Regions from separate parts of the Mus musculus genome. Here all the other regions are linked to region 2. Evidence: chromatin loops called from intact Hi-C (ENCODE). Cell type or tissue: left cerebral cortex. All regions are shown on one strand. Links, peaks and the distances in the headings refer to the core of each region. The heading gives the core; the rest is flanking DNA. Region 1 holds the start of Dock3 (dedicator of cyto-kinesis 3). Region 2 holds the start of Hemk1 (HemK methyltransferase family member 1). Region 3 overlaps Dock3 (dedicator of cyto-kinesis 3).

Region 1 (10,528 bases), core at 1,728-9,727, 100 kb before region 2:
CTCTCCCAGAGGTTTCAAAAACTGGGCTTCCCTCTTGTGATTGAAGGGCCATAAAATAACCAATGAAGCCACTATCTTCAGGCTATTCTAGGAACCAGTGAATTGACTCAAATATTGTAGACAGTGGATCTTTCCCACCTCAGACTCCTCTATACTACAGATCTTTTTTCCCTTTCCTTCCTTCTTTCATCCTTTCTTTCTTTCTTCCCTCCTTCTGATGCCTCCTCAAAATCCTGATCCTTGGATCTCCTGAATTCAAGGTGATATGAACCACACCAGGCTCTACCCACAGACCTTTAGAAACTAAATCTCTGTTAAATTCAGTGAGATGGCTCAGTGGGCTAAGTCACCTGCCAGCAAGTCTGATGACCTGAGTTCAATCCCCAAAACACACACAGTAAAGGGGAAAAACCCCAAACTCCTCAAGGTGTTTTATGACCTCCACCTGCATGTCATAGTATGGGTACACCCATTCTCCACACCAACAAATACATGAATGTTTACTTTTAGAAAGCTGAACTCAAAACATTTTCTTATAGAAACAGTGGTAATAGTTAAACTTTCAAGCTAGTCCTTAGCTTGAAATCAAACAAATGGAAAACTAATTTAAAAATTAATTGTATTGCCTTTTTATCATTATTAAGTACAATATTGAACATATCTTACAGATTGAATTAGATTTTTAGAAAACACCTAGGAGTGCGGCCCCTAAGTTTATGGAGGGGAGGAAGTCCGGAGTTTTAAGCAATTTAAACAAAAACTTTTAGACCATAATAGGAAATGACAGTTGGAAAAAACTGTTAGAGAAATATCCAGTAGTTGCTTTTTTATAGAAGAAGAAGAAGAAGAAGAAGAAGAAGAAGAAGAAGAAGAAGAAGAAGAAGAAGAAGAAGAAGAAGAAGAGGAGAAAGAAAGAAAGAAAGAAAGAAAGAAAGAAAGAAAGAAAGAAAGAAAGAAAGAAAGAAAGAAAGAAAGCATCAAAATTATACCAGACCACAGCTACAAAGAAACTATCGTCAGAGTAACAACAGGCCATTTAAGATCTAAGGTGTATGCAATCCTATGCTCCTCTGCAGGGAATGACAATTTTTTCTAAAGCTAATCTCATTCCATCTGATTGCTTTGAATTACCAGACTCAGAACTAACACACCATTATATAGTGTCATCACTGTCTAAGTATTAATGGGGAGATTAACATTTACAAACTACTTAGTGTGTACTTGTTTGGTTTTCACAACCCTGTAAGATATGTTAACACGAGCCCTCATTTACACATTAAGAAAATTATTTACATAATTTTCCCAAAGCACCAGTAAAAAAGAAGCCAGCACTCTGAATCCCACTATCAGCATTACTTGAGAGTTCCTCCCCAGAAGGGAAAAATTTATCAAGTACCACTGGACAGCTGACCACTTTCACACTGATTGTTTGTTATTCTAATTAAGTAGTTCTGATAGCAGAAGAACCATCAACTCCTCATTTCACAGTAGCAACTTAGTATTCAAGGAATGCTTTAAATAGAAAAGGTAAAAGAGTCCCTAGGGGTGAATCCTGGCCTGTGCACCATTTCCTAATTCCTTTTCAAAAGACTCTAGAACTTGGGGTCTTTTACCAGGTCCTCTGTAGCATAGCTAATTATAAACTTTAGAATGTTAGTTTTCAGAAGAAGATAGAGGGCCCCTCTACTATAAACAGTATTTTTACATACCTTGCCTGATGGTATTACAAAACGATTGCACTTTACAAAACCACTGCGGTTTACAAAGTTTCTTTATAATGAATTATTAAGGAAATGCTGTTAGAACTGTTGCATTGATTGAAATAATAATTTGCCTTTAAGCAATATACTTCCTATACATTTTCTAAAATTTTCCATTACAAGCTAAGAACAAAAAACCCTGCACACTCCACATTTTAAATATTTGTAACCAAATCCAATAGGTTATTTACAATGATGTAAAGTGGCTGGCCACGAAATACTAACATTGTAAAGATAAAACACTCAGTCCCTTAAAAACTGAATTTTTTTTTAAAGAAATGGAATATTAAAAGAAATCGTTAACCTTCGGGAGTTTCACCTAACAGTTTAAGAAGAAACTAAGGAGTATCGTTCTCATTTGAAAACAGATTTGTTTTTTTAAAAAATGTCAGCAAAATGCACTAAACTTTAACAATGATGTATGTCCAAAACAATTCCCACAGTAGTAGAGGAACTATTTCTAACCCTTAAAGCAAAATAAAGATCTGCATCATTTTAGACTGAGCGAATGAGGTCAACGTTTTGCATCCTTTTTTGTAAGCTTCCAATCGGAAAATAAACAACCATCGGGCTCATCAACCTTGGTGCAGAAATTCACTAAAATCAAGGTTTTGACTGCTGAAGATGCATCTTCCTGGGTAAACTGTCCAGCGCCTCACATCACAAACCTCCCGCAACTGCCCCGGCCTTGCGGCCCCTCCCGCTCGCCCGCCCGCCCGCCCGCCCGCCGCACCTGCTGAGGCCGCACCGCCAGCGCCCCCTGCCGCCCTCCCGCACCCAGAGCCCCGGGCCCATCCCCGCGCTGGTACCGCACCCGCCCCGCGCCGAGGCCGCACAGTGTGCGGGCAGGGGCGGAGGAGCCGGGGCAGCAGCAATCGAGGCGGGGCCCGGGACTTGGGCACGTGCCCCCGAGCCCCCGCCGCTGCCAGGCCCCAGCCTCACCTACCTACGCCGTATTTCTCCTCCTCCGTGGGGGTCCACATGGCCGGGCCGGGCGCAGCCCCGCGGGCGCGGCGGCTGGGTGACAGCTCGCAGGGGACGGCCGCAGGGGCGGCCGCGGGCCCGGCTGTGGCGCACCGCGAGGCAAGGCGGGGGCGGTCAGGCGGCGCGGGGCAGTAGGCGGCGCATCCCTCACAGGCCGTCCGGGATGCCACCGCCACCGCCGGATGCCACGTCCTGACCGACCGCGAGACTCCACGGGCGGCCGAGGAGCCCCTGGCGACGCGGGCGAGGGCTCACCACCTGTCCGTCTCCACCGTCCCCGCGCCGCCGTTCGGTCCCTCACAGCTCCGTCGCTGGCTTCCCGGCGCCGCCGCGGCTCGGATCGCCTCAGCGGGCTCGCGGGACGCCCGCGCATGCGCCGCTCCCTGGCGCGCGGGGGCTCGCAATACCCGGGCTCGCGCCGCCCGCCCGAGCCCGCGCGCGAATCCACGAGACGCCGCTGCGGGCCAGCGGAGGGAAATCTGCGAGAAGGGATTGGATAGCCCGGCCCGGGAGGCCAACTCCCTCCGCCCCCCCCCCAACAGAGCCTTTGGCTGCAGCTACCGCAGAACGGGGTCGTGGTCCTGCGTGAGGAAGGCCACGGTGTCTCATGCCAGGCGTACTGAGATGGCCGCTCCACCTCTTGTCAGAGAGAGGAGAACCAGTAAAAATGGGGACATCGTTATTAAACTCATGTCGTTGTCACATTGCTATCACAGCCACATCCTCTGAAAGGTCCTCTTCTGCCATCCCGGGGCTCAGGGAGTAACGGGAGGGAGAAGCTGGCAGAATGGGATCATCGCTTCAAAGGAACTGAGTGATGTGCAGGGGGTTCTTGGGCTCCTAGGATGCCGCATATAGGCCAAGGCTTCTAACACCTCCTGAGTTCTTTTGTTGACTTGGCTGCTGTGGTGTGTGTGTGTGGCCTGAACAAGCTTAGCGGCCTTCATGTTCAAGAAGTCTTTCCTTTCCCAATTATATCTAGTTGTGTACCCCAGACCTATGCCACCGCCTCTGCGGGACATAGGTCTTCACCTCCAGCCATCCTGAGGTCTGACTCCCTCCTAGAACTTTATTCCTCCATCTCCTAAGAATTCATTCGCTCTGATAGCTACCAACATTACCTTATGACCCGCTACTGTCAACTACTGAGCAAAGACTGGGAACTTCTGGACTCTATATTTAGACCCAGCATATATCCAAACATCTCTTGTCACCAGCACTGTATACCTCGCTATCGCTCTTGGATGTCTTATTCTTCAAAGCCCATCTCAGCATCTCTAGTCCAGGATCCAGGAAGCCTAAACTAGTACAGCAGTCAACATGGTGACATTTTTATTGTGCTTTATTCTAAAGTGTGTGTGTGTGTGTGGAGAGAGAGAGAGAGAGAGAGAGAGAGAGAGAGAGAGAGAGAGAGGTCTCCTGGGAGAGCAGTAGCCAACACCATTTTCTCCAGCCTCTTCTTTTGGCTGAGATTTCAGGTATCCATTTGTATCCAAGAACTCTAATCTTTCTCCCATAGGACTGTCAGCGTATAGACCCACACAGTCAAGCTTTAGGCTAAAGTCATCCTTCTGGCCTCTCAGACTCCACCCAACTCAACAGTGAGTTCATGGCCATTAATTGAAAAGCAGGGCTAAAATAAGACTATTCTGATGCAAGTGACACTCACTTGTAATTATACCACTGTGAAAGGTGAGGCAAAAGAATCCAGCCTGGGGAGGCCAGCCTGGGCTACATATAGGCATCTTTTTTTATTATTTAAAAATAAATATCTTAATAATTGCCAGACTTTGTGAATTCCTTCTCCAAAGTATCCTGACCGTCCTCATCCTCACCTGGACTATAGCCACCACCTCATGGTCTATGGACTCTTTCATCTACCTATGAAGGCTGCCAGTCCTCCCCAGAAAGTGTCTGTTCTGTGAACAATTTAATTTCTCAATAATCAGATACACTATGAGAGTAGAAGGGGGATCAGGAACCAAAAGCAAGACAACAGAGATGCCCTGGTTTATTTAGCTAGTTCTTCCAGGGACATGGACCTCAGTCCGATGGTAGTCATGAAGGGCGTTCCACAGAATGGAGCCATGTTCCCATGAAGCTCTCTCCAGAGAGCTCTGACCAGCCAGCACAGCCAAGCAACACAGGTCTTCTGAACACCCATGAAACTCATTTCATCCACTACTTCCATCCCTTGGCTGGTATACATGATGGCGGTTACAGAGCCTAAGGTCTGGTTTTCCCAACGTTTGTGCCCATTTCCCAACAGAGACAATCCACTGTACTGCCGCCCATCTCAGCTCTGAGGTCAGAGAACACTAATTCCAACAAGTGACAAGAGAAGAAAGGGGGCCAAGGAGGATGAAGGAGACATTTGGTTATGGTCTGGACTCGTTTGATTTAGCTGTTTGCACTAAATTTAGGTCGTTTTCTTGGAATAACACGAAAGGACACAGCATGTTGTGGAGAGTCAGACCTCAGCAGAACTGTGAACCTGTGATGTCCCCATAGCATGTGATGTCCCCATAGCATGTGATGTCCCCATAGCATGTGATCCAAGCCCTCCCTTCCTCGGGCTCTTAGTCCACTTGACAACCCCCAACACACAACGCTTGCATCTGAAAACTCAGAATCCTCACTGACTTCCTCCTTCTTGTTACCCAGTTTGTTGTATCCCTGCCAGTAGTACCCAGCCGGGCTCTTGCTCTTGCTTTGGAAGCCTCTGTCTCCCATTTCCAGCCTGCCCTGCTCCACAGGTTCCTACCACCCCAGGAAGACCCGCTTGTCAGTAGCCTCACCGACTCCTCTTCCACTTATCTCCATCTGACTTCAAAAAGAGAACTGTGCACCCCAGGTCCTTTGATGTCAATGTAATTTATTTGATTCTCGGCCCCTCAAGATCTAATTTCTAAGCTTATCACCTAACAAGCTCTCCTAGAACCCTCCAGGGCTATCTGAATTCCAAATATTGGCATCCCCCGTGTCTTGATCTGATGGGCTTTTGTGAGCAATATCCACAACCCACAAAACCTTTCTCACTTGGAACTTGTGGGTCATTCTCACCCTCCAAGGATTGTCTCAGGACCACTTTCTCCAAGAAGACTCCCCAGCTGCCCCTCCGTGAAAGAAAGTTTTTCTCTACCATCAGGGCCTCTCTTCCCTCCACCACTTACTCCTCCACCTTACTCTAAAAGATGGAGTGTGTCTGCTTGGCACATTGACAGCAATGCATTTTATTCTTCAGTGGCAAGGATTTCATTTAGTTTACCCCACGCACAGAGGCTAATATTGCACCTGACACCTAATGAAAATTTCACATACACTCTTCAGTGAGCACCCTCCCTAAACATCTACTGAAACCATAATAAAATTAGGCTGAAAAAGAGAACCAGCAATCACAAAGCTCACATTAAACAGAAGAAATTTACCCATTATAAGAAGATCAATTTTAATTGAGAGACATCTTACTGAACAGCTTTATAAAAGATAAACATGGTAGAACAGTTTAAGAAGCAAGAAAGTCTGCAAACAGTTTTGGCCCATCCTGCCACCCTTCCTTTTGGCTTTACCTCATTAAGTGATAAATTGCAACTTGATGACTGAGGAAGGAATCAGATTTTCAGCAGGAAACCCCTTAATACTCGTGGCTATTAAAAGTAGCTATAATGAAACATTTCCTAAATAATGTATAAGAAATGCAGAAAAGCATCATATTCCCTCCGTCGATCAATAATCCTTTCATCATGAGCAAACTCCTTAATGGCAAATCCGTCATCACCTTTGGCAGATGAGACTGACCCTCTATAAAGTTCTGTCAGCTTGGACTCCACGCCTTGTCATTTCCTTCTGCCTGAAGATTCAGACAGCAGCATTTAAGGAGCCAGCCAGCCTGATGACTCAGCTCATAAAACAATGTGTGGCCACAAAGATGATGTTTATCCAGGAGCATTCTGGAGGCTCTCCCTACTGAAGTCGGCAAGCTGTGGGTATGTGGCACACGATGCTCATTCTCCCAAGAGCTGCTGGTAGCAGTGAAAAGCAGCACTCATTTCTCCCTCCCGGCAGTTGATCTCTTATGCTGCACTGTCTCAACAGAATGGTAAGAAAACTTCAGAGAAATGTGTTTGGCATAGAGGCAAACCCAAATAGAAGGCAGGCAACAGAAGCAGCATCACCCTGCCTTCCCTTGACCAGGAGGAACCTGTAGTCAGAGCTTTTACCTACACAAAGCCCTGAAGCAAAGGACTAGAGAGACTCAATTAACCTCTGCTTTGCTGCTACCCTCAGGGTGCGAGCCTCCTCTGGTTGCTAAACTACGTGCAGAGCTAGTTTTCCTAATGGAGAAAAAAAAAAAAAAAAAACACCTAAGGTAGCCATTTTCCCACCAAAACCGACACCTTGTAAGAAGCTTACTCTGAGGCAGCCCAGGAACAAAGGGCTAACCCAGCCACACAGAGATAGCCACCCAAATCGGGGTCCTTTTGGGTAAGGAGACCTACAGTGACTAAAAAAAGCATCATTAGCATTTTGCCTTGAGTTTTTTTTGCAATGAAGATCTATGCGGTGGGGAGGGAATGGAGAAGAGTGTGAAAGAGAAGCAGAATAAGCAGTGCAATATTTCATTATTTTTCCTAAAATGACAAACTTTAACCATCTGTTCCTATTTAATCAACCCATTCAAAATATTATTAAAATTCAGCTTCTTTGCAGTTAGCCGGTATCTTCAAGTGAGGAAGAGCCAAGGCTCTTCTGACTTCATCCCTGAGGGGTGGATAGGGCATTTCGGTGTGGGCTGTAATTATCCGGTCCCACCGTGAGGAACACCCCCAAGACACATCCAAATGTGCCTGGCAATCTAGAGTGCTTCTTGGCGCACCAAACACTGAGCTACTTGGAGACAGTAACATGATGCCCTTAACTGTTTCACCCTCACTGCCTGACAAGAGGATGTCACACATAGTAGGCACTCAGTAAAGATCACTATCCATTGGATAGATACATCAGTCAAAGAAGGCTCTCATTTTATCTCAGAAACATATATCTTCTTTGTTTCAATAAAGCCTTCATTTGCTTATTGTTTTGTGGATAAAGAAATGAGCAGAAAGAGACTACAAAGTGAGATACCCCCAGAAGGAAGGGCAAACAGATAGAAACTTGGCATTGCTTAGTTCTCCTTCCTCTTGGGGGAAATAACTTTGCCCTTGAATTTCTATACTAAGTCACCAAGGAGGGATTGAAATTAAAAACCTTGGAGAGTAATTATCAACAAAACGTTCTAATGTCAAGCAGTGAATTTTATGGGACCATATCTGTAATATTAATTGAGCCTCTGTGTAGCCAAATGGTAAAATTATTGCTCTAATACAAATAGACCCAAAAGAGAAAAACAGCCCAAAATAGCACAGATATTGCAAATCAGGACAGAGGTAATTTCTCTATACATAAAAAGCAACCAATTGCAATGCATTCACCAACTCACTGAAGTGCAAAACAAAGCCTCTTTGCTTGGTACAGCCCTATCTACCCAGCATCTGAATTGCTATGAAACTAGGACTAAGAAGGGAACTTGGGTTCCTTGACTTTTCACATTGGATGTGAAATTTTTGCAGCATTCCTTCACTAAAAATGTATTGAGAACCTATTATGGGTGAGGGTTGAGACAGAAGATGTTCATGGTCTTTTTCATCATATGGTTTATGATCTTTCATGGGAAAGAGAAATTAAACCAGTTATCCCATAAGCAAATCTCTAATCAGAAACATAAAACTAATGTAGGAAGGAAGGCGCATCAGTCAGGGACCTGATGAACTTTGCAAGTCAGGGAAGACTTCCTGGAGGAATGGTATTTAAATTGGAGCCTAATGAAGCACAAGGATCAGCCAAATAAAAGAGAAAGCATTCTAGACAGAAGGAGCACCAGGGAGGTGGGTCTAATAAAAAAAAATTGCTTAATGTACCTAGGATGTGATCTGAAAGCAGGCAAGTGGAGAGTGGGAACAGATATGTCTGGAATAAGAGGTGGAGCCGGATCTTAGGACCCTGGGGGGTCTTGTGACGTTGTGTTTTAGCCATTGTCAGGCCCTAACAAGCCCTCCTGAGACATATGAGTAAGACAGGACCCTTTTAGAAGTCCTGATTGCATTCAGGAAGAGTCTAGGAATGGGCCCATCCATTTGAGTACTGAGCACAGAGCTTACTTTGCACAGTTCCTAATTTTCTGAGCACCCAAGAAAGACTAACTATAAAATCACCTAGGGCCTCCCTTCACCCAGGTTTCTCTCTCTTCCCCGAGCCAATCCCTCCTTTATCCTCGAGCGAGCCCACCTGCACAGTCTCCAGCTCTCATTTCCCAGGCTCAGAAGGAAAGGGCAGCATACCTTCCTACACAGCCTCATCTACAGAGCTGCAGAAGAGTCCAGGGACTCACGGCTTCAGTTGCAGAGTTAGCCATTTGTCTTCCTACAACTCTGCGTGTGCTAAGGGTCTGTGGAAAGAATCACTGAGCATACTAGGAAACAACTGAGCCTGAAAGCCAGAGACCATTGCTAATTCTTTCCTTGAGAAACATTCTTTAGAGAGTGGAAACAAACAAAGAAACAAACAAACAAAAAAATGCAAAGTTGAAAGACTGTTACATGATAATAGATCTTGAATATGTGCTTAGAAAATGCAAGGTCCTGACCCAGAGAGCAACAGAAACAGTATTCACCCTGTTGCCACTAAAGAAAAGAAACTAGAGAAATCGAGAGGATTCTTCAATTAGCATTGAGGGCGACGGATCAGAATTTATTATGCACAGTCATGAATTATAAAACAATCAGAGAAGTAATATCGGTCTACCAACGTGCTGTGCCAGGATGCTCTGAGAACTCATTAGGGAATGGCCTTGCTAAAAACCTCTCCTGCACTCATCCTCCTGCCCCCTGCCCCAGTCACTGTAGCCCACCTCTAACCTTGCTTCATATTTCAGGTAATTTTGCAAGAAAGAATAGAGCTAAGGCTCTAGACTCCAAACTAGACTCACATTCAACTCTGGACACTTTCAGGCTGTGTGACCCTAGGCAAGCAATTGGACCTCTCTGAACCCAGTTACCTCCAGCAAGTGAAAGTCATAATGCCTTCAATACCAGAGATGCAGATAATGCCGATAAAATTCTCACCACAGAGCATGGCACAGGGTAAAAGTTCATTCAACATTGGAATCTTACTCCTCTCCCCTGTGTTCGACCCAGAAATACTGCGTCTCCTCGAATTTGTAGCAGCTGTCTTCCTACCAAGCCAGGCTGAGAGAACTAGTTTGGGCCCTCCTGTTCAGCTGGGCTATCCACAGCTACTAGCACTTGGCGGAGCACTAGCCTCCTCTCTCTATTTAACACCCAAAGTATTGATTTCCCCATTCTATTTCCATGATACAACACCCTCGAGATCTATAAATGCCGTCCGTTCTCTATGACCATCAAATCCCCTGCACATAGTCACTCTCCCTACAACCACAGGGTCCTCGGCAGCTGAGGCATAGATATGTTTCATTTTTCACTTGCTTAAAGGTCAAACATGAATTTCGCCCCATTATTGTACTGTGTCTTGTCACACAGACTCTCTGTTTCATGGATTAGTCACAGTCTTGCTATCAAATTAAATATTCCTCGGTGGTTATTTTTAGAGAGATCTTTTTCTGACTCTCCATGGTGCAATGATGTGTGTGCACCCACAGCTCTGGAATCCAGGCATTAGCAGGTGGGCTCCAAGCCCTGTGAGGGCTCAGATTCCTCTAGAAAGCAGCA
Region 2 (10,528 bases), core at 1,502-9,501:
CAGGCTGAGAGTAATGGCTCCTGATCCACAGCCCACCTCCAGAATGAGGGGACCATCCTGGGCTCTCACTGCATGGGGCCTCTGGGCCACTTCCTCTAAAACCCATTCAACCAGTTCCTGGAAGGAAGAGGGTCGATCAGACTAGGTGCTGATCATCTTAGCTCCTGAGGAGCCTCTACAAGGAAGTCCAAGCAGTTGGCTCCTACTGAAGACAGGTGGGGGAGAGCCAAAGCCAAATGATCTTCACATCAGCAGGGACCCTGGGTGGGTCATTCTGTCCCTCCGTGCCTCAGTTTACCCATTTGCACAACTGAGTACTCCTCTTAGAAACATAGTAAATAGTAATCAGAAGCACAGACCTGATCTATCATCGGCAACTACACGCACAATACACCCCACCGGTGCCTTCCAGACATCTTCCCATTTTATACTCACAGAAATGCTGGGAGCCCTATTTGACACCCAGTCTCCCTAGGTCTGGCCCTGCTTCTAGAGCCTATATTAACCTGTTGGTTCCTCAGCACTGGCTCATATAGACACTAACACTCAAGGGTCATGGCCCTACCTGGCGTCTGAACTGTGGTTCACAGTGGTCAAGAACCAGGCTTGGAGTTGAGACTATATTCAGATGTAGAGCACTGCCTAGATGTGTGAGGCCCTGGGTTCCACCCCAGTACCATGGGGGAAAATAGAAATAAAACAGAGGTGGCTGGTGTGTCCTCAGCTTTCTCACAGAGCTGAGGGTGAAAAGTTCCCAGGAGATTCCTAGGCCCAAAGGACAAGCAATTCTCTTAGTAGGGCAGGGACACAGCCCTGCCCAAGTCTTGCAGGTGGCTGTGGCACAAACTGAACATGGTAATGAAGCACCATGTGGTAAGAGCCTGTCTGGATGGTACCCAGGACATCCAGAGGGAACACTTTAGACACCATCAGCATGAATGCAGAGAGCTTGAGGTCCGCTGCCCACACAGGCTGTACGTGGTCATCGTCACTGGGGGAGCTGGGAGTGAAGGCTGAAGGTGGCTGCTGCCCCACGGCTGAAATGTTTTTACCCAGAGAACAGTAGGGAATCCAAGCATGTAGCAGGGAGAGGGCAGCGTGGTCTCTTCTCAAAGACAATCCCCTGGATATGAGCAGAGGCCCCTTCAAGGCTCAGGAAACTGGGAGGAAAGCAGCAGGTGAGATCCACTTTGAAGAAGTAAGCCCCTGTGAGGTGTCTGTTATCACACCTGGAGGTTACAAACTGTGCCCCAAATCAGACTTAGACACCCATCCTCAATAAGTCAACAAAAAGAGCCAGGTTAAAAGTAGAAAGCAGAAGGTGGGGGTGGGGAGGGGGGAGATGGAAGAAAGGAGATTTATTCAACATGGCTACACTGAGAAGAAGGACAGAGAGATCCACAAACCCTTCAAGGCTGTCTTTAGTCCTGAAGTGAGATCAAGATTTAAGTGGCAGGCAAGGATGTGCGCAGCCGAGCGGTCCAGGCTACGGTGTGGGCCTGCCCACACTGACCCTGTTATCTGGGTTTCAGCCTTCTCATGCTCTCAGGTGAGAGCTGTGGTGTCTCTCTTGGTGGGAGGCAAGCTCTCCCTCTGACTAGTGCATGAGATTTCTCTGGACATTCCTACTTCTTTGGGGTCCCGTTTCAATAGTCTGATGGAATGAGGGACACATCTGTCTCTTCAGAACATCTTCATTTCTGTCAGACCAGTTGCATCTCTATAACCCAAGGATCTCTAACCTGCATGAAGATTTAGGACTGGGTTTGCCTCTCTTGTCACATTAAATCATGAGAAGATCTTGGGGTTGGCCCATCAGCCAGGTCTAGGGGAGCAAATAGCACCAGGTCACCCAAGCCTGCTTTCCTTTGAAAGCTGAGTCCCCAAAAAAGCATTCGGCCTTCTAGGGCCCGAATCTCGGTGGCGATGTTCATTCACACCAAAGGAAACAAGTCCCAGGCAGAGAGAAGCTGAAGAGCTGGACCAGCCCTCCCTGTGTCAGGTCCCTTTGGTACTAAAGAGCTACTGCCATGGGAGAGAAAACTTGGTTCAGTCCTGTGCCGGGAGTGGAGAACACTTGGGTGTGTGCAGCAAGCTGGGCTTATGATCAGCGAAGAACTTGTAATCTAGGGCTGTGACTGAGAGGCTGTGGGACAGGCAGCAGGCTGAAAGGCAGAAAAATGACAGCCTGTGTTAGGGGTGTAAGTTTCTACGGGTTTCCTGGCCACAAATGGCCCACTCTGGCTGGAGGATGACCCCTCAGCCAGCCCACGCTGGCTAGCCACCTCACAGAGGCATCCCTGACCTCAGACACACACACACACACCATCTATGTAAATGGCCAGCTGGGGCAGGGTGTGAGGCTGACAGACGGTGGCTTCTTTCTTTCCTTTTACCACAGACCATGGAAAGCTCACTTCATTGGAGGCCCATCTGGTGACTGTGTGGGAACTAGCTATGTTGAGACCACATCCAGGAAGTCTAGAAAGTTCTTTCTTATGCAGTGAAGACCTTTCCTCTACCTAAAGCTGTTGGCTCTGAGCCAAGCTAGCCACAGACCCAGGTCATCTGTTCCAGCTGAATCCAGCAAGAATTCAAAACATGGTATGACAGAAGAGAAATATAGGACAGAGACAGGGAATGGGCAGTTGGTGGCTTTCCCTGGGGCCACTGCTCCAAATGGGACTGCACAGTTCCTACAGAGGTGGCCCTGCGGTCTCAGCAGGATACAAGGGCATGCACACCCTGTGTTAGGATCCTATCCCTGCTGGGCTGACTCCCTAAAACAGTTACAGCACTGAGCCTCTCCCAGGCCACACAGTCACACAGCACCAGATGGAGATGGAATGGCTCCCACCCGGACCTCGGGCTTCCCACTGTATATATCACCACACCGGAGGCCTCACCACCCTCTCACCTCCTAGGGAAAACCAAACTCATCAGGCCGCAAGCCACTTGCAATTCTGCACTTCAGACTTTCACACCCATCATCAAAAACCGCCCTTTGATGGACAGAGACTCCAGACTCTGTGACCCCACTCCCCTGAGTCCCTTCTCTCCACTCCCTACCACAGGCCACGTCCTCTTGATTTCTTAGTAAAGCACTCCCGTCTGATGTGGCTTCCCCTGGGGGCAAACCTGATGAGTTCTCAGAAATGTCTGTACAGTGAGGCAGACCTGGCCTCCCAGCCAACCACAGCATCCTCACTCCCCCCTACTCCGGCAGCAAAGCTGCCTTCCTGGCCCAGGCCCACTTCAAGTGGGTGGGTCACACAGGAGCTGAAAGCCCACACCCCACACTCAGATACCAGGTCAGCTCCAAGGGATGCAAAGGCCACCATGATAGCTGTCCCATGATAGCTGTCCCATGATAGCTGTCCCTCTATGTTCTGAACCTTAACAGTATCCGAGGATGGCAAGTGATCTCCTGACCATGGTCACATATTTGGAAGAAGCTACCGGGCAATCTCCTAAAAGCCTGAAGATGACAGGCCACATCATGCTTAGAGTATCTGTCCCTGGCCTAGGTCATGCCAGTTCTAAATAGGATAGAGTCAGAAAGTTCAGGAGCTGCCTGTGGGTCCCCTTCCTTGACAACCCTGTGACTTCTCCCAGTCCTGCCACACGGTAAGGGGGTAAACCAGGGGATCAACAGATTTGGCTTTTTGGTTTTGTTTTTTTAATGTGTATATAGTATCTTTCCTGTATGTATGTGCATGCAGTACCTAGAAAGGCCAAAGAGGGCATTGGATCCTATGGGACTGTAGTTAGAAATGGTCGTAAACCACTGTGTGGGTTCTGAGAATTGAACCTGGGTCCTTTGGTAGAGAAGTCAGTGCTCTTAAGCACTAAGCCATCTCTTCAGACAGATCAGAGGGTTCACGATCAAGGGATGGAGATTAAAAGGATGAAACGCAGGCAGCTCAAAGGCCACACCCAGTAAAGGTGGAAGGGGACAGACTTTTCCCACGAATGTTTATGAGCCAGGATATCTTTCCAGAAATCAATCTTTTTCAGAGTCTAGTGCCCTCTGATTTTTCTCAGCATCCCCTCATGCAACCCCACTTTACCCCAGAGTCTACTTTCCAGCTTTCAGCTCTGCCATCAACAAAGTCAGGGGAAATCCAAGAAAAACAGAAAAACATCTCTCAAAGATCAGGGTGTGTCCCCAAGGGGCAGCACGCATGGGCCACACAACCACCAGTTCTAGTCATCTGAGGGACTGACACAAGCAATCACCTGACCAGACCACCAAGTCACAGACAGCAAGGCCTGACAGTCCATCATCTGAGTCCAGAGTAGACAGCAATCACCTGTAAGTCCACACTGCTCATGCCAGGCCTCCAGCAGAGCCCCTCCTATTTCCTCCATGCCCTCTAAGTTGCTGAAGGCCACTTATTTCCCATGGGTTGAGTCTGCCATGGGCCCATAGGATAGCTTCTAATGAACACAGTAAGTTGAGCACTACTTGAACCATTCTCTGTCACTTCTGGTCACTGAGGCTGGGGCAGAGGTTTGGAATTTAAAGAGAGTCAAAGGGAGGGGGCAAGAAGGATCCTCAATCATGGCTCAGTCAACCTAGCCAGCAAGACTTATGTGTGAAAGGTGCTGTGAATGGCAGCCATGGGGCCCGAGCGCCCCCTGGAGGAAGTCTGGAGCAAGACGGGTGCCTTGAACCTTTTTCTCATCTTCATCCTGTCTTAGTGAGATACTCACTTCTGTCTCTGGCCGAGGGATGAACACTGGGGGTACCATCTTCAGACTGAGCCCCTGAAAGTCCCACTCCCCAAGGATATACTGCACCGGCATCCTGCAGGAGGAGTATCCAGGGAGTCATCAGGACCAGGACCAGGATGAATAAGGCCAGAGCTCAACTGAGGACTAATGTAGCTAAGGCTATTCAGCAGGGTCCTGACTGCAGTACCCTAGGACAAACAGACTAGCCTTTCCCTTCTTTCAATTTACAACACCAGTCCCTCTCCTCCTACCTCCTTACCCCAACAGATCCCTCTCGACCTCAGACACTTTACTCCTCCCTGGCCATAATTTGGTGGAACCGGTGAAAGATGGATCTCTGTAGAGTCCTCGGATCGGTCCATGGGTGCTTACCTCTGTAATCTACGGCCACATAGCTCCTGGATGCATTCCAATTGTTGAGGGGTCAGTGGCTTGGTCCAAAGTGCTGGTTTCAGGCTCTGAAACTGTTCCCATGGAGAATGTGAGTGGCTGGCTCCCTTGGTCTAGGGACACACACCCAGGTTTGTGTGGACAATGTCTGTCAACTCAACACTAGCCACTTAATCATCCCGGAACACACAGTACCTGGAACACACTGCAGTAGTTTGTTGGATGAATGAATACATGTCTGCCTGAAACATTTGTTCAGCAAAATCCCACCCGACTCAATTAAGCAGCCCGATTGAGGCAAAAATTAAAACCAAACAAAATAAAAACAAATAAAACAACCCCCCTTTCACTATCTATTCCCCAGAGAGTTCCCTCCTCCCTCTCCCTGTCCTCCCTAACATTACACTTAACTGTTTTGGCTCCGAGGACATGAGCCACGATGTACTCACTGGATTCCCGGGCCTCTGGGATACCTCTTTCCTCAAAGACCCGTGTCCAGTGATTAACCATCCCTGTGGCACTCAACGGCCCAGTCAGGGATGAATAAGTCTTCCATGAGTTGAAGGCCCAGCCCTGGAGGACTCCCCTCCTTCCTCGGGGAACAGATAGAAGGGTCCAAAGTATTTGTCCCCAGAGCTTCATTCTTGGAGAAAGGCTTCCAAGTGCCTGAGTCTCTCTTGTGCTATCTGCACTGAGGTAGGGGCTCAGGGTGATCCCTGGGCTGGGCTGGGTGAAGAATCAGTCATGGGTTCCAGTTCTCTGTTTTGTTTCTCAGATGTTTCTGCTACCCTAAAGAAGGATGTGGAAAAAGACTCAAAATGTGCCAGGAAAGGGTGTGCTTTTTAGTCTGTCGCCTCCTGGACTATATTCATATCCCCAGCCAGCTATCTGACTCCTTCTTGTCTTGGCCAGTAACGTTTTGTTATTTTTAGCATAGGTAGGTTGAACTGGCAGGGCTCTGTCCTGTTAAGAGTCAAGGTGTAGGTTTGGGAGTAGGTTAGACCTATGTCAGACCCCAGTGTGAGTGAGTGCAGTTGAGCCGTTGTTTCTGACTTCCAGTTTGCTCCTAATGTGGGAGAAATAAATAACACTAGCTTTCTGGAGAGTGGTGCCTTGACCAACGACTATCAGGGGCCTGGAAGACCCTTGGGACTCACTAACAGATGGCAGGAGACTGCCGTGCTTGGGAGCTTGGCTTGTGACATTCCTTATTGTTTAGAAGCTGAAACGTTGCCTCTATTTTAACCCATAATGAACAATGTTACGCTTAAGTTAGCATAAACAAGTTATCTGAAAACATAAAATCTGTGGTCCCCTCTACTTCCAAACTAAGTAAGGTCCAAACTAAGATTTGCGAGAACCTGCTAACTGCCACATCCTCTCAGACAGGGCTCCAGAAGAGGAAAGCAACTTGCCCACGGTAACTCAGGTATAAAATACCCCGGGCAGAACACAAATCCGGTTCTGCTAGATTCCTGACGCAACTGGGTCCACCAGTACCCAGCTACGGAAGGAACCAAATCTCCAAGCCTCGACACAGCGTCCATCCCAGATCCGCAAACACATTATCAACGATATAAGCGCGCCCTCTCTCCACCCCTGAAAGCGAGGGAGAGGGCCATCCCTGTCTCAAAATCAACGTTGCGGCCATGCATTTCCCATCCGGATCTCCTGCTCTGGTGCATACCTACCAGAGGGCATGCACGCTCGCCCGGCCCACACACAAGTACCAGAAAATTGACCCAGGGTTAGCGCCCCCCCACCCCACCCCGGATGTGCGTAACCTGTAGTGCACTCCCTCGGCGCCTTGCTTCCGCCTCGGTGCTGTTGAGAAAGGGCTCCGGTGAACCGCGTCTCCTTGGTCTAGGGTTCCTAAAGTGGCCGGATTTTCCTTTGAAGACTGTGGGATGCTGAGGAGGCTCAACTGGCCAGCATCTGCAGCCCCCCTAAGGGGAAGTACAGGAATGTGAGAGATGCTCTGCTGGGTCCCAGACCCACTAGTCTTCCTTAAGGTCTCAACAGAGATATGGCTCCAGCCTGCGGTGATTGCTTGAAGCAAACGTTTACATATCCAGCTGGGGCGGAGTGTGGGCAAAAAACAAACCGCGAGGGTGTCACCCACGTGTGCTGGGCTTGAGAGCCAGATTTTGGGGGGCGGGAGGTGGGTGCGTTGTTCTAACTGCTTGTAAGATAGGTCTAGCAGCGTGTGACTGGGTTTCAGTGTTTGGGGGCAGTCTCTGTTTTCGGAAAGGGACCCAGTTTCTAAGGACCCTCCTGACCTCACACGCACATAGAATTTGGAGCAGATAGCAAAACAGCGAATACTGGAAAACTGGATTTACATCCTGATTCTGTTGGCAGCTCGTTGTTTAACTTTGTTTAAATGCCCAGACCTTCTAGGCTTTAGTTGTATCTTTTGTAATATTCATAGCAAGACCTGGTTGTGCAGGCACGTAATCACAGCTTCTGGAGAAGCTGACGCAGGAGGACCATACATTCAAAGCCATCCTGAGTAATTTAGTAAAAATCTGTCTCAAAATTTAAAAGGTGGGACGGGACCTTGAAGAGATGGCTCAGCGGTTAGGAACACATACTGCTCTTGCAGAGAACTGGGTTTCAATTCCAAGCACCCATGTACACATACCCATCCAAACATACATACTTATAATTTTAAGAAATAACATAAAATATTCAAAAATAAATAGTTCACGGGGTAGCTCAATTGATGTGCTCACCTAACAGTCACACAACTCTGGGTTTGATGCCCACAAATGGGGTTTGGTAATACTTATAAATCCTAGTTTTCAGCAGGTGGAGGCAGGGAAACCAGAAACTCATCTTTTAAGGCCAGACTGGGCTACATGAAATCCTGCTTCAAAAAAGTAAAAAATAAAATACTTGAGTAAAAAGGGAGAGGGGCTGGGAGTTGGGTGTACTGGTGCACACCTATAAGTCCCAGTACAAGGGGGTCTGGAGAAATGCCTCAGTGGTTAAGAGCACTGGCTGCTTTTCCAAAGGACCCAGGTTCAATTTTGAGCACCTACAAGGAGGCTAACAGCAGTCTGTAACTCCAGTACCAGAGGATCCAATGCCCTCTTCTGGCTTCCTTGAACACCAGACACATATGTAGTGTACAGATACGTGTGCAGACAAAACATCCTCACACATGAAACTAATTAATTAAAAATTAAAACCCAAGCACCCAGGAGGTGGAGGATTGCCTTGGTTCAAGACTAACCTGGGCAACATAATAAGTATCGGGCCATCCTGGGTTACACACAGTCTGTTTAGGGGATGGGGTGAGGGTAGTTTTAAATGGTTGGGGATACAGCTCTTGGGTATAGGAAATCGGTACTTCTGTCCTGAGATGAATTTTGCTGTGGATGAAAACTATTATGAGAGGAATAGGTGGGCTATCACACAGATAATTCCATCTCAACATCTCTGGACTGAAGTCTCCAGGAGTCACTTACCAAAAACCGCCCTTGTTCCAAAACACCAGAGTTCCTATATAGGCAGGAAACTGAGACAAAAGAAGAGAAGCAGTTTGCTGTTCAAGGTCATAAATTCAATAGAAGATCAAACTGAATTCATTTTAGGTTTCAAATATTCCAGGTCTGGTGGTGCTCTCACCAAATCTCTGTACCTATGATTTTTGCGGCTTACAAGTCTGCCCCAGTGCGGGTGGAGGTGTCCAGGAGTCAGAATTCTGACCCAGAAAGGACCTGGCTACCTACGGTCCTCTGCCTAACTTCCGGCAGGCCATCAGGGTCAGAGGTATTCTCAGAGAGAATCTCTTTTAGCTGTCCGGTTTCAGGTCCAAGCTCCCGCTGGGAGCAGAGCTATATCTGAGCGACAGGCGAGTGAGCCAATGCTGATCGAGCTTTAGGCGAAGCAGCCAATCAGGGTCCGGAGGCGCTGGGGGGGGCAGGAGGCAAGGCACTCCGGCTCCTGGGGATCCCCCGAGGCTGCTCATCCCAGCCCCACCCCCTCCGTGGTCCGGACCCAGCCCACCCCAGCTCAGGTTGTCAGCCAGCGCAGGCTAATACTAGCTGATCCTGCGCGCACGCAAGGCGGACCTTGAGTCGGGACCTGTCGCCCCCAACGCCCGGGCCTGGGTGTTCCCCCGCCCACGCCTCCTGCGGGTCACTACCAACCTTAGCTTCTCAGACTGAGCTCGGCGCACCGGAGAGGATTAAGTAAGTGCTGAGATCGGCTGCTTCTGAGCAAGAATGGAGAAACCACAGGGTCGTGGAGGCGGGCGTGGGGATTGAGATAGGGAGGACTAAGAGACTCGATAGCTTCTTGGAGGTCGCGGTGCACACCACTTTTACCCCGGTGTTCTTCCCTTCCCCTTTGGACCCCCGAGACAAGCCAATAAAATACTCGGCAGGGTGGCTTCTCTCCTTTTTTTGCCAGTAATAAACAGACTCAGAGCAAGTTAAGGGTCTGGTCCAAGGTCATGGCTGGGATCAGTGACAGAGCCCAGAAGAGAACCTGAGACTTCTTGCTGAGCCAAGCTGGAGAGGACAGAAAGGAATGCGTCTACTCCATGCATGACCCTCTGCCAGCTTTGCTCCTTCCTAAGGGACCATGAACGATATGTGCACACCGCTCATACGTATGTGCACACCTGCAAGAGGAGGCATCCCATGTACACCTATGAGACGCACAGAGAAACATATATGTAGCCATAGGCTAGAAATTCTTTCTCTTTCTAGGTCTGCCCCTCTGCAGCACTGCTAGGACTCATTCCCACTCTGCTTTACCCAAGACCCACAGAGGCTGGGTGATCTTCCATCCTCCGGAGGGAAATAGGTGTTTCAAAGTGAGTATTTCATCAGTGCCTCTGAAGATGTAACTCCGTGCCTTACATCTACGAGTAAAGGAGGTAGCCCAAGGATCACCCCTGCCAACTTCCTTGCCAGAAGATCTAGCTCGGTCTACCCTTCCTGCCTCTTGGTGTCTCTACACCAGCCCCATCCTAGTCCCAACCATAGCATGGGTCTCACAGCTGACTAGGACCAGGGACTGCTGTGTCTAACTCCTCCTGGGTTGTTGGTGGTAGTGATGGGGATTTGGAACATTTATTGGATGCCTTCTGTGCTCATCTAAGTTCTTCCCTCCACACCCCACTGGGGACTGGTTCATTCTGATATACCATTAACCCTACAACACCATGGGGTTGTTCGTAATATTTCCCACTTTGAGAAAAACTAGACACAGAGAAGAGGGGTGACTTGCCTGAGGTTATATCAGGTGTGTCTGAGTCTTGGGCAAGTGTTTCCCAAGCAGAAGGAGGGATGTGGGGTGCAGAGAGTGAGGAGGTAGGAGTAGGAGAAGTAGCAATTACAGAGATAATTGGTGGACTTTTTCCAGGCCTCCTGCATCTTCTCCCATC
Region 3 (10,528 bases), core at 1,610-9,609, 430 kb before region 2:
TCCTGAGAGAACTGCAGGTTGTAAAAGGACCCCAAGAGTGCAGAGGAGCTTGAGATCAGGAGCACTGTGGGGCAGAATGACAGGAAGGATGGATTTAAGATGGTGTCTGAGTGAGTCATCCCATGTCAACCAGAAGCCATAAATCTGCAGTGAGGTCAGTGGACCTTCGCCATGTAGAGTGGCCAAGAGAATGATTTATCCTAGTAGAAGAGCAATACCCACTGTGTCCTGTCATGTATCAGTATTAACAGATCTACAGCATTGGCCTGAAGTCTCCAGTACCCAGTCCCTGGCTAGAGGGCAGACTTGTCTGGGAGTGACTGCCAAAGGAAAAAACCTACAGGTGAGAGGTAGGTTTCTAAGGGGACCTAGGACAGGGACCTGGGAGTTACTCTGGCCTAGGTATTACTAATGGGAAACTGTCTAATTTACTGGCACTAAGTGTTCACCTTGTGGTTTGGATGTGATAGCTCTGGGCTCAGCTTTTGTTTGGAGACACTTTCCCTCATATACCTAGGGTGGTCATGTCCAGCTCCTTGCTGCAGTATGGCTTGAGGCCTGAAGCTCTTCTGTTTCCAGCTGATGTGGCATCCTGGTCTGACCTGGTCTGAGCTGTGTTACTCTTGGCTAGTTTTGAGATTGAGCTGCATCTGAGGTGAAGAAAACCCATTGTGGGTTCTGGCCTCCTAGGCCAAAAAGGCCCATTGTTTTTAGGTCATTAGTGCAGAAATCCAAGAAGCCACTTCCTTGGGATGTGTGGCCTTGAGGTTAGGAAGGCATCTTCAGTAGGCTCTTTGTGGCTGATCATCAGGCACTAATGCTCACTAGGAACCAAGGATTTGGACCTAGTGTTTGACCCCTTAAAAAGGACACACTTTGTCTTCTATGATAATTGAGAGGAAGCAATGGCAGCAGGGACAGCAGACAGCACTTGGTGAGCAGGTGCAATGACAACAGGATGAAGGGACAGGGTCTGAGGGGGCTAAGGGACAACACACTAGACTGCTAGGAAGTGAATATGCACCGAGCACAACAGATGGAGGAGAGGAGAGAACTATGGGGCTAGGTTCTAGTTGGCAGACAAGCTCAGCCTGGTCCCTATTTAGGTATTGCTGTACTAAAACAAATTCAGGTGTCTGGGGCTTCAGCTCAAGGTCATAGAGGTTAGATGCTGGTTCTTATGTCAGCCTGAGGAGCACAAGGTAACATGTCAGCATCTGAAAAGCTGCAGTTTTAGGGAGAGTTTCTCAATTGCATGGTGTTGCACAGATGGACCCAGTAGTCACTGGCCGGAGTGGCTAAGGAATGACTGGACTTGACTGAAGCACTCAGAGCTTTCCATGTGGGAACTTACTTTTGGGAAATTCACTGTAGTATATCTTTTCCATTCTTTTGGGGATTTCATTGGCCACAGTCCGTTCTGAGCTCCAAGGAGTTTCTGATGCCCCAAAGGGAGCATTAGGTACTAAATTCTAGAAGCCAGCAGGAAGAACGTGGGGAGTGATGCCCACAGCAGCCTGAGTTACAATGAATACCTCAAGGCAGATGGCAGTTGGGCCTCTATGAGGGTGGCCCTGGAGAGAGGGAGATATACAGATAGACAAACAGGATCCATGCCAGGTGTGGTCTAAACAGTGGACCAAGGAACTGGTTAGCACTATGTCTAGGTAGACAGACCAAGGCATTGGGTTGTGGCTCAGGACTGGACAGTTTGTAACTCAGGAACAAGAGTCAGACACTCAAGATGGGACACACAAGAGAGAGTTCCTAGAGTGGGGAAAGTACCTTTTTCAGCCATAGACAGATTGGGGTCACTGCAGGGTTTACAGGCTCCAACTACTTGCTGGAACAGGGCCCGCTGGAAGTTTGGTGGCTGAGGGAAGGAGAAAAATATCAGAGTGTGAAAACAGCCAGCTACATTGTGGGAGGCAGGAGGCAGGACGGCCTAAGCTCACATGAGGATATCAAAGCAGTAAGAGGGCTCATGCTGAGATGTGCCAAGAGCTCCACACCAGCCCTAGGAAGTCTGTTGCAACAGTCCAGGTATATTTGGATCCGAGCATTTCCATGGATACTTGAGACATCACCCAGGTTGTCTTGTGCAGGACATAGGTGCCTTCCATTATTTTACTATCACATCTTTCTGTTTGCCAGAGAGACCACTGACAGAAAGGTTTAAATTCCCTGTCTGCCTCCCGAGCACTGATAGGTCTTAACTCTTGGAGAGCCCCACCCAGATCCAGGTTAGCACTAAGGGGAGAGAAAGCAGCAGCCAAACCTGGAGTCTGGCAGGTACCATTGCTCTGCTGAGCGGCTCCTCCCATCAGATCTGACTTCTGCTGGCAGAGAGGTGCCACTGAGAAACTCCTGGCACTTTAGGCCTAGGGCAGTTATGGGCTTGGAAGAGAAAGGCAGGGGTAAACTGCACAGGGTCAAGTGTTACTTGCTGGTCCAAGCAGGGTGTCTACAGAACTAAGTTTTAGGGGCAACCTTAGCAAGTCACAAAGACATCTTCATACCATTGCTTACTACAGCTTTCTCAAGATGTTATAAAAGCCAACCTCTTATGCCAGAGCAATGGGGAATGAGTAGTCCAGAAAGCTGGCCAGAGGTTTGGATAGATACCCAAGCAAGTCTAGCCTCAACTCTGTTGCCTCATACCTGCACTGCCTTGATTTCTGGCCCTCAGATTCACTGTCCTCCTCAAAACAGGAGTCGCAATCCAACAGCCTTCTTACAGAAGAATGAGGGAGGCATGCAAGACTGTGCAAAGGTTTAGCAAATGCAATGAAGGAGCCCAAGCCAACACACTTGTAGCAGAGGACAGTCAGTCAGGCTAGGTCTGCTACCTGTCCATTCTCTAGGATGGCTGCTGGATACATGGCACTGCTTGGGCGGTCCCGATGTGTAGGCAACAGCAACATCATTTCCCGGGCATGTCGGTACTTATCTGGCAGAGAGGGAGAGCCTGTAACCAAGTGAGAACAATCACGAACAGATGACAAACCACAGATGGAAGGCTCAGTGGCCACGCATCCTTAGGACCAGGGTAGGTGTCCCTCACAGTAAGGAATGAACTAACTCAGCAGAGCACGAGAGGAGTGAAGCGTACTTAGTGCTGGATGGTGAAGCTGTCCTTGATATCTTGGCTGACAGAGGCTACCATCATACCCAGAGGGAAAGGGTAAGGAGAGCTGAAGCCTGGCGCAGAGTTCCTGGGGTTTCTGAACCTTGTGCTCTAAGGGCAGAGGTGTGGTCTGGACACTAGCATCTTCTAGAGGTTCCGGGTGGGAGCCAAGGCCAGCTTGTGACAGAGCCATAAAACAAGGACAAGAGACACTTGAAATAACAATCACAATGTTCTGACTTGACACACACTTACCTTCTTCAAACACCAGTGATTCTATTTTCTGCTGGCTTCCTTTTAGGCATATCCCTTCCAGATGGTAGGCTCCCAGAACCTTGGTTCTGCCTATCTGTTGGAGCTCTGCCTATTGCAGTTCTTAAAGCCAGTCTAGCTGGAAGTGCAGGCCCCTGCACATAGGCGGGTTTGACCCTTGCCTACTTCCCTTGATAAGCATGGAACTAATCAAGAAGTTAAGGGACTTATACTAGGCTCTTTTTGTGTTGTTGGTTTTCTCCAGACAGTTTCTCTGTTAACAGATCTGGCTGTCCTGGAACTCGATCTGTACACCAGGCTGGCCTCAAACTTGAGATCTGCCTGTGTCTGCCTCCCAAGTGCTGGGATCAAGGATGTGTACTACCACTACCCAGCTTCATGACCTTTTCTATGAAGACACTGCAGTGACTCTAGCTGAGGTAGAGCACTGAGGATCTTCTCATCTGTGGTTCTTAAGAAAACTTTCTATAGAAGCAGTAAGATAATGTGCTAGCTTTCCTGTGATGGGGTAATATGAACAGTTCTGCAAATACATACTTTATTGAATCAGACAACAGACTACCCACCAGTCCCTTCATGGCAAAGTCATCTGGACCCCAATGCTTCTGGCTGATTCAGCTCTGAGAAGCTGGGTAGTGGAGACTAGCCCACTGGCTTCAGCGGACAGGTGTCTTTGCAGATCCTAGGCAGGCTCTGAGTCCCTGAAACCCACCATCACCTGGCCTTTCCTGAGCCTGTGGTGCCAGCACTGTAACAATATCCAAGCAAAGCAAACCCAGGTCTTCAGCCAGCTCACTGCATGAGTCCTTGAAAAATCCTCCTGTCCATTGTAGTCCAAAAAGTCTGTGTAAATACCAGCAAGTATCCTTTTTCAGTTATTTTTGTTACTTTTTCTGTTGCAGTCCTGAGAGAACCTCTAGGCAGGCTTTAGGACTTATCTTTTACAATGGCCTACACTGATAAGGGAATGTATAAAGTATGGTTATTTAAAGAAATTAAACTTCTTGTTTTGTGGCTTTACTGATTTTCATCTTGTTTTTAATAATCTCAAGAAGATAGATGTTTAAAGAAAAGAAAAAAGGGGGGTGGGGAAGCTCCAAACCCCACTGTTTTTTTCTCCTGCCTTCCCAGCTGAGAGACTGAGCTCTTTGGACATCTCTGAATGTGACTATCCAAAAAGGTCAAAAAATAAACATCACTTTGACATCAGCTCAGTCAAAACACGGCTCATGATGCCAACTGTGCATCTACGCCTTGATCCACGCTGGGGCTGTGATGGAGCAACATCCTCCCGAAGGTCTAGGAGCTCTGCTGAGGACTTACCTCCCAACTGTGGTGCCCCTCTTGTGACAGAACAAAGGATGACTGTACATTAATTTTCTTCAATTCAGCTGACTCACTTGTCTCTGCCCTAGGCAGCCATCCCTTGGTGGGACAAGGGTGATGTTAATGTTAAGACATTTAAATACCATAAGGGCTTGTCCATTCATAGGACTTTTGAATTGCTTCAGGTGCACTCCAAAAACCCTTAGGCAAGTTGGGTCCTAGTCCACTGGATTACACATCTATTTCACTGGCTTATTCTGCCTTTTGATCACCAGGGGGAGCCACGGACTTACAAGAATAAGACTGTACTTTGCAGGCCTCTGGTCTTACAGATTTCCACAGTTACAGGAACCATAGCACAGGGTGTCAATGGGTGTCAAGGAAGGACAATGATCTTATGATGTAGGAGTGAGGAGGAGGATTGCACTCTAGACCTGATTTAAGGAAGCTTTTTCCTTCACTTACCAGTGACAAGAAGACATTAATGAATGAGCAGACCACTCACTGCCTTGTTTGCCAAGAGTACCTCCATCATTAGAGGACTGGTGAGTGTCAAGACATGTAGCCCCAATTCAGCATTCACCTCCTCCCTGAACTGCTCTTCTGAAGGTCATGAGTTCAAATCCCAGCAACCACATGATGGCTCACAACCATCTGAGCAGAGCACAGCCAAAGGTGATTAAATTAGCCTGTGACTGCTCTGCTGTAACCTTACCCACTTCTCCTCACTTTGTCAAGGTTTTCCAGGCTGGTCACTGCACCTTTCCACCAGGACATACTACATCAGCTCTTTCCATTTTGTCTGCTGAGGGTCTCACAGGTTTGTATACATTGAAAGAGCCCTTCCTTAATGTTATATGTTTATACTGTCTTTCTTTGTATACAAAATAATTAGAAGAAAAAGAACTCATCCTTCTGAAGTCTGAAATCAATAGCCAGTGACTGGTTGACAGATCAGACCACTTTGCATGGCAAGCATCTCAGTGGGAAAGAACTGGGTTTTCTCCTGGGTCCTGTCCCTTTACTGACACAGAAACCCAATTCTGGCTACCAAGTGGAAGCATGGCAGAAAAAACTGCCAGCGCAGGATCTAAAGTCAGCTAGGGAGAGGTGACCCAATCCTGCAAGCCTGGGTGCTGAAAATACAAGCATTTCTAACCCGAAGGTGGGGCTGGTAGGCAGAGAGAGAGAGAGAGAGAGAGAGAGAGAGAGAGAGAGACAGAGACAGAGACAGAGACAGAGACAGAGACACACAGAGAGAGAGAGACAGAGAGACAGAGAGAGAGACAGAGAGAGAGACACAGAGAGAGAGACAGAGAGACAGAGAGAGAAAATGAACAGTCCCTAAGCAGGCATCACTTTTCAGGCATTATTTAAGGTATATAAATATCAATGCCTGAGTCCTTGTGACAAATACGATCAGTGATAAGTAAATACTCCGGTAGACATGGAATTAAAGGCGATTAAAAGGAGACAGGGGGCTGGAGAGATGGCTCAGGGGTTAAGAGTGCCGACTGCTCTTCTGAAGGTCATGAGTTCAAATCCCAGCAACCACATGATGGCTCACAACCATCTGTAATGAGATCTGATGCCCTCTTCTAGGGTGTCTGAAGACAGCTACAGTATACTTACATATAATTAATTAATAAATCTTTAAAAAAAAAAGGAGACAGATTTTACACACGACTGGAAACATTTCCAGGTGCTAGCCTTCATGGCCCTTTAGTGAGTGATGATGGTCCACAAGCTGGCTGTATCTAAGGTTAGACCTAATTCAGTAACAAGGGCTCCAAACTGGCCCCAAACAAAGCCAAAAGGAAAACTGACAGTAATATATGCTATTGTTTATTTATTACTGGCCTAAGAAATCTAGAAGCTAAGAAATCTAGAAGGTAAAACTGACAATAGTAAATGCAGGTTGTTTTTAACCTTTAGGTGTGCCCTAAATTTAGACTACCCAGAACAACTCTGAGCTAGCCACAGGCTAATCCAAACTTAGATTTTTTTCCCTCCTTAGTGGGTATGAAAGGTGGAGAACTGCTTGTACACTCAAGGCCTTGTCTATGGCCTCCCCTTAGGAAGGAGATTTTGTACCCATCAATAAAAACTGTACAAGGAGGACAAGCATGGTGGCACTTCCTGAACCCCAGCATTTGGGAGGCAGAGGCAGGTGGATTTCTGTAATTTCCAGTAGTCCTGGTCTATACATTGAGTTCCACACCAGGTAGGGACTACATAGTGAGAATTTATCTCAAAACAACAACAAAAACCCCAAACAAAAATCCCCTCCCCAAATCACAAAGGCATCAGCTGCGCAGTCTCTTGTCTTCTAATACACCCTTGTTACTTTTCATTCAACTAAAAACCTCCCTCTCTCCTCTCTTCATTTCACTTTCCTCGACATCTACCCAATTCTAAACCTTATCCCGACACTCTGGGAATGTCCGTTCCGTTCCCATCTTTCCCAAAGATTTTCACTCCTTGTAGCTTCTTGTAGATTTATATTGCTGAACCTACCTGCTTTTTTGACTTCTAACTCAGAAAAGTTTAACTCTCTCTTTCCTTCTTCCACATCTCTCCTCCAGGCTGCTGGTGAGAATTCCAGCTTGCCTGCCTTGTTATTTTTCTCTAACTTCAAAAACTTCTTTATCAGGCTGGAGAGATGGCTCATTGGTTAAGAGCACTGACTGCTCTTCCAGAGGTCCTGAGTTCAAATCCCAGCAACCACATGGTGGCTCACAACCATCCGTAATGGGATCCAGTGCCCTCTTCTGGTGTGTCTGAAGACAGCTACAGTGTACTTATATATAATACATAAGTAAATCTTTAAAAAAAGACCTTCTTTATGAATCTACAAAAGGAATTCAGTGTCCTTTGGCGACAACAAGGCCACTCTCAAAGACACAAAGCCAGATGAAAGGAAGAGAAATAGAGTTCACAAAGCTTTGTGTTCTCCTTCAGCAAGCAGCATCCTGCCATCCTTACCTCGGGTGCTGGAAGGGGCAGAGGTGATCATCTGGGACGGAGCTGAATGTGTAGAACTCAGGCTGGAGGAAGAAGGGCTTGCCTGGGACGAGGACAGAACAGAGACGTTGGTGACTGAGCCCTGGTACCTGGGGTTGTGATATGCAAGCTGCAAAGGAATAGAGATGAGTACGTCTGAGAGCTCAGTGCTGTAACCCTGGCAGAGACAGAGAGAGCTGGCTCATGCACTCATGTCCTAGAAGACCCAGGCCAAGTGACAGATCCTTTACTGCGGACCAGGCTGGAGGCTGCACTGATGGTGTGCGCTAAGGACAATCCACACCATCCACATGGAGCAAGACAGTTGCGTTGGCTCTATTGTGCTGTACATGGAGAAGAAAGGAGGGCTTAGCTATCAGGATTGCCAAATAGGACACTAATTTGGCAGAAGATCTTGGCCATGCAATTCATAAGAGGAGATAGGTCTGAAAAATGCGGCATGGGAACTAAGACTTGGGGTGGTTTAGAGAAAGAAGGCAGCCTTGCTAGCTATGGAGACTCCAGAAAGGCGAGTCCTCTAGCCGTGGTACCCTGCTCATTCTTGCATAGCTCAGGTACCTGCATGTGGTGGTAGAGGTCTTCAGGAGCTTCACCCATAGAGTTGTCACCCATCATCATCATGTTTCCTGCTTCACTAGATGCATGTGAGGAGAGAGAGGATGAGGAATGGCGGCCTGTGCCCATCAAGTTCATGGGGCTGTGATCAAGAACAGGAAATAGGAAGGAATCAGGCAATAGCTAAGAAAGCATGGTAGGCAGTAGGAGGAAAGGACAGATGCATGAAACTGACACGTAACCCAAGCCAGCACTTGTTCGCAGGATTCTATAGCCAATGTTCACACCTGTCTGAGGCCTAGAGGAGTTCTGAGCCTCACTCTGTCACTGGCCTGAGAAGGCTTATGCTAGTGCAATCTCTTTAGAGTTAAATGGATTACAGCCATTCAGAATGAAAGCACTAGCAGTTTATCAGGAGGAATGAGAGACAGAAATGACAAGTCAAGTCCAGGATCCTATACTCTTTCTATGGAATGTTAGTCTGAACATTGCCTAACCCAGCATACACTATTTTAAGATCTGTTCTGAGAGCAGAGGCAACTTACTGATATGAAGATACTATCAAAAGAGACAGATGTAAACTATCTATGGTTACAAGTATCCCAACAACTTTCCTCTACCAACACTAGCAGGCCCTCTTCATTTGTTCCTCTTCTCATTAGCTGAGTAGCCACTCTATTGAGCTGCATGCTGGAAAATAAACGAATCTAAGAGAGAAATTCATTGCAGTAAATTTCTCTCCTAAAGCTGGCTTCCTGTCATAAAGGCTTTGAGTATTCCCACTTGAGACTGTTCAGTCATTGCTTAAATGCCACACCACTGTCATTATTCCCTTCCTTAAAAACAATCAACAGGGGCTGGTGAGATGGCTCAGTGGTTAAGAGTGCCGACTGCTCTTCTGAAGGTTCGGAGTTCAAATCCCAGCAACCACATGGTGGATCACAACCATCTGTAACGAAATCTGATGCCCTCTTCTGGAGTGTCTGAAGACAGCTACAGTGTACTTACATATAATAAATAAATAAATCTTTAAAAAAAATCAACAATCCTCATTCTCTTTGGAATCCTATCCAAAGGTACACGTGAACAAGGCCCATGCTGAGCAAGCCCTGGCCCCTGCCAATGCTCAGGAATCCTGCACCCCAGTCTTCTCTCTCTGGAGGGAACCTTCCCAGCCCTAATGCCATACCTGTGCCTGTGGGTCATCTTGATGTTCTCAGGGCTCATGGGGCTATGGGATGCCAGAACATTTCCCCGTGGGGTGCTGGTGCCTGAACATGCAGGACTTAGCTTATCCAAACCTGGAAACTCCTGTTGAGAAAGGAATGTTTGTTCATAGATAAATAAAGGTAGGAGAGATAAGTTGTCTGCTGGTAAAAATGTAAAACAAATAGACAAACAAAAAGAGAATCATATGATATACTTTTGGTTTCTTCTGGACAATATGACCTTCATTACTAAATACTCCCCTAAGCATACTGGAGCCTAGACCAGATGCTATTGAGCTCCAGGTAAACTCCACTAAGAGAGACGCATCTAGAACAGGCTGAAGTGAATCTGTGTTTCCAGGGGAGTGTTAACAGGCTTTCTTAGGTCAGAGCACACAGAGCAATAGCTGGGAGGGAGGAGTCAGCTGTCAGTCAGTGCAGACGCTTACATAAGAGCTGGTGCTGGATTTTATTGGATTGCTGAATGGCCCAGCTCTTACTGACCTGCTAAGTTTCCTGTGGCACAGTCTATAGGGAAACAGGAAACAAAGTGCTGATGTAAGTAACCGAAAGCAGCACAGCTCTATTTCAGCATAATTAAATTCTTACTAAGTACGCAGACTTCTTGGCAGCAACGGCTAATCTAACTTCCCACTGAGTGACAGAAAATATATTGGTCTCTGTCTCTGAGACAATTTTCCAGGTTTTCCTCAAGGCTTTCATAATATATGATGGACAAAGGCTCTTGTCTGCTGTGTATGTTTCTGAGCTGGACTGAGAGTAGCACATTTTCCCCTTTCTTCTTCCAAAGCAGGCATAGTGTTAAACTGTTTCTGTAATGTCACAGTATGGACCTGGATGCACATGGACAAGTACTTTGTGCCTTTGTTGTAGTGATCTGACTGCAGAGATGTGACAGGGACCTCCTGGGTGCCAAGCTCTCCATTACCTGGGCTACCAGCTGGGATGAGAAGTCTGCACAGAGCAGAGACCAGCGGTGTGTGCAGGAGCCAGC

Evidence for each region. Hi-C counts contacts between places; a loop is a spot of excess contacts. Peaks named below come from ENCODE experiments on the same cell type or tissue, not always from the same donor. Only the 100,000 strongest peaks of a DNase experiment are listed, where the experiment ranks them.
Region 1: it touches region 2 in a loop (2.7-fold over the local background); 15 of 42 quality-filtered maps call a loop at or near these places.
Region 3: it touches region 2 in a loop (4-fold over the local background); 13 of 42 quality-filtered maps call a loop at or near these places.

The regions. Positions count from the first base shown.
Region 1 is chr9:107,228,766-107,239,293 of GRCm38, forward strand. It overlaps Dock3 (dedicator of cyto-kinesis 3), which reads right to left and starts at 3,144. Exons shown (of 53, transcript NM_153413.2): 1 at 2,707-3,144. The coding sequence starts at 2,743. In left cerebral cortex, for the core only: a CTCF peak has its summit at 2,538 (motif pointing left); DNase peaks (open chromatin) are centred at 2,549, 3,138 and 6,705; H3K4me3 peaks cover 2,044 bases; H3K27ac peaks cover 3,170 bases.
Region 2 is chr9:107,331,463-107,341,990 of GRCm38, forward strand. It overlaps Hemk1 (HemK methyltransferase family member 1), which reads right to left and starts at 6,888. Exons shown (of 11, transcript NM_133984.2): 1 at 6,819-6,888; 2 at 5,539-5,916; 3 at 5,110-5,201; 4 at 4,717-4,810; 5 at 1-117. The coding sequence starts at 5,769. 6430571L13Rik (RIKEN cDNA 6430571L13 gene) reads left to right here and starts at 9,178. Exons shown (of 6, transcript NM_175486.3): 1 at 9,178-9,326; 2 at 9,849-9,955. In left cerebral cortex, for the core only: CTCF peaks have their summits at 3,740, 4,642 (motif pointing left) and 6,929; DNase peaks (open chromatin) are centred at 4,645, 6,983, 7,564 and 9,018; H3K4me3 peaks cover 2,669 bases; H3K27ac peaks cover 2,036 bases.
Region 3 is chr9:106,898,922-106,909,449 of GRCm38, forward strand. It overlaps Dock3 (dedicator of cyto-kinesis 3), which reads right to left. Exons shown (of 53, transcript NM_153413.2): 47 at 9,495-9,616; 48 at 8,309-8,447; 49 at 7,712-7,859; 50 at 2,850-2,968; 51 at 1,786-1,873. Among named protein-coding and RNA genes, the nearest start is that of Manf, 12 kb to the left of the region's middle. In left cerebral cortex, for the core only: CTCF peaks have their summits at 4,994 (motif pointing right) and 7,511 (motif pointing left); DNase peaks (open chromatin) are centred at 2,972, 3,451 and 5,010; H3K27ac peaks cover 1,859 bases.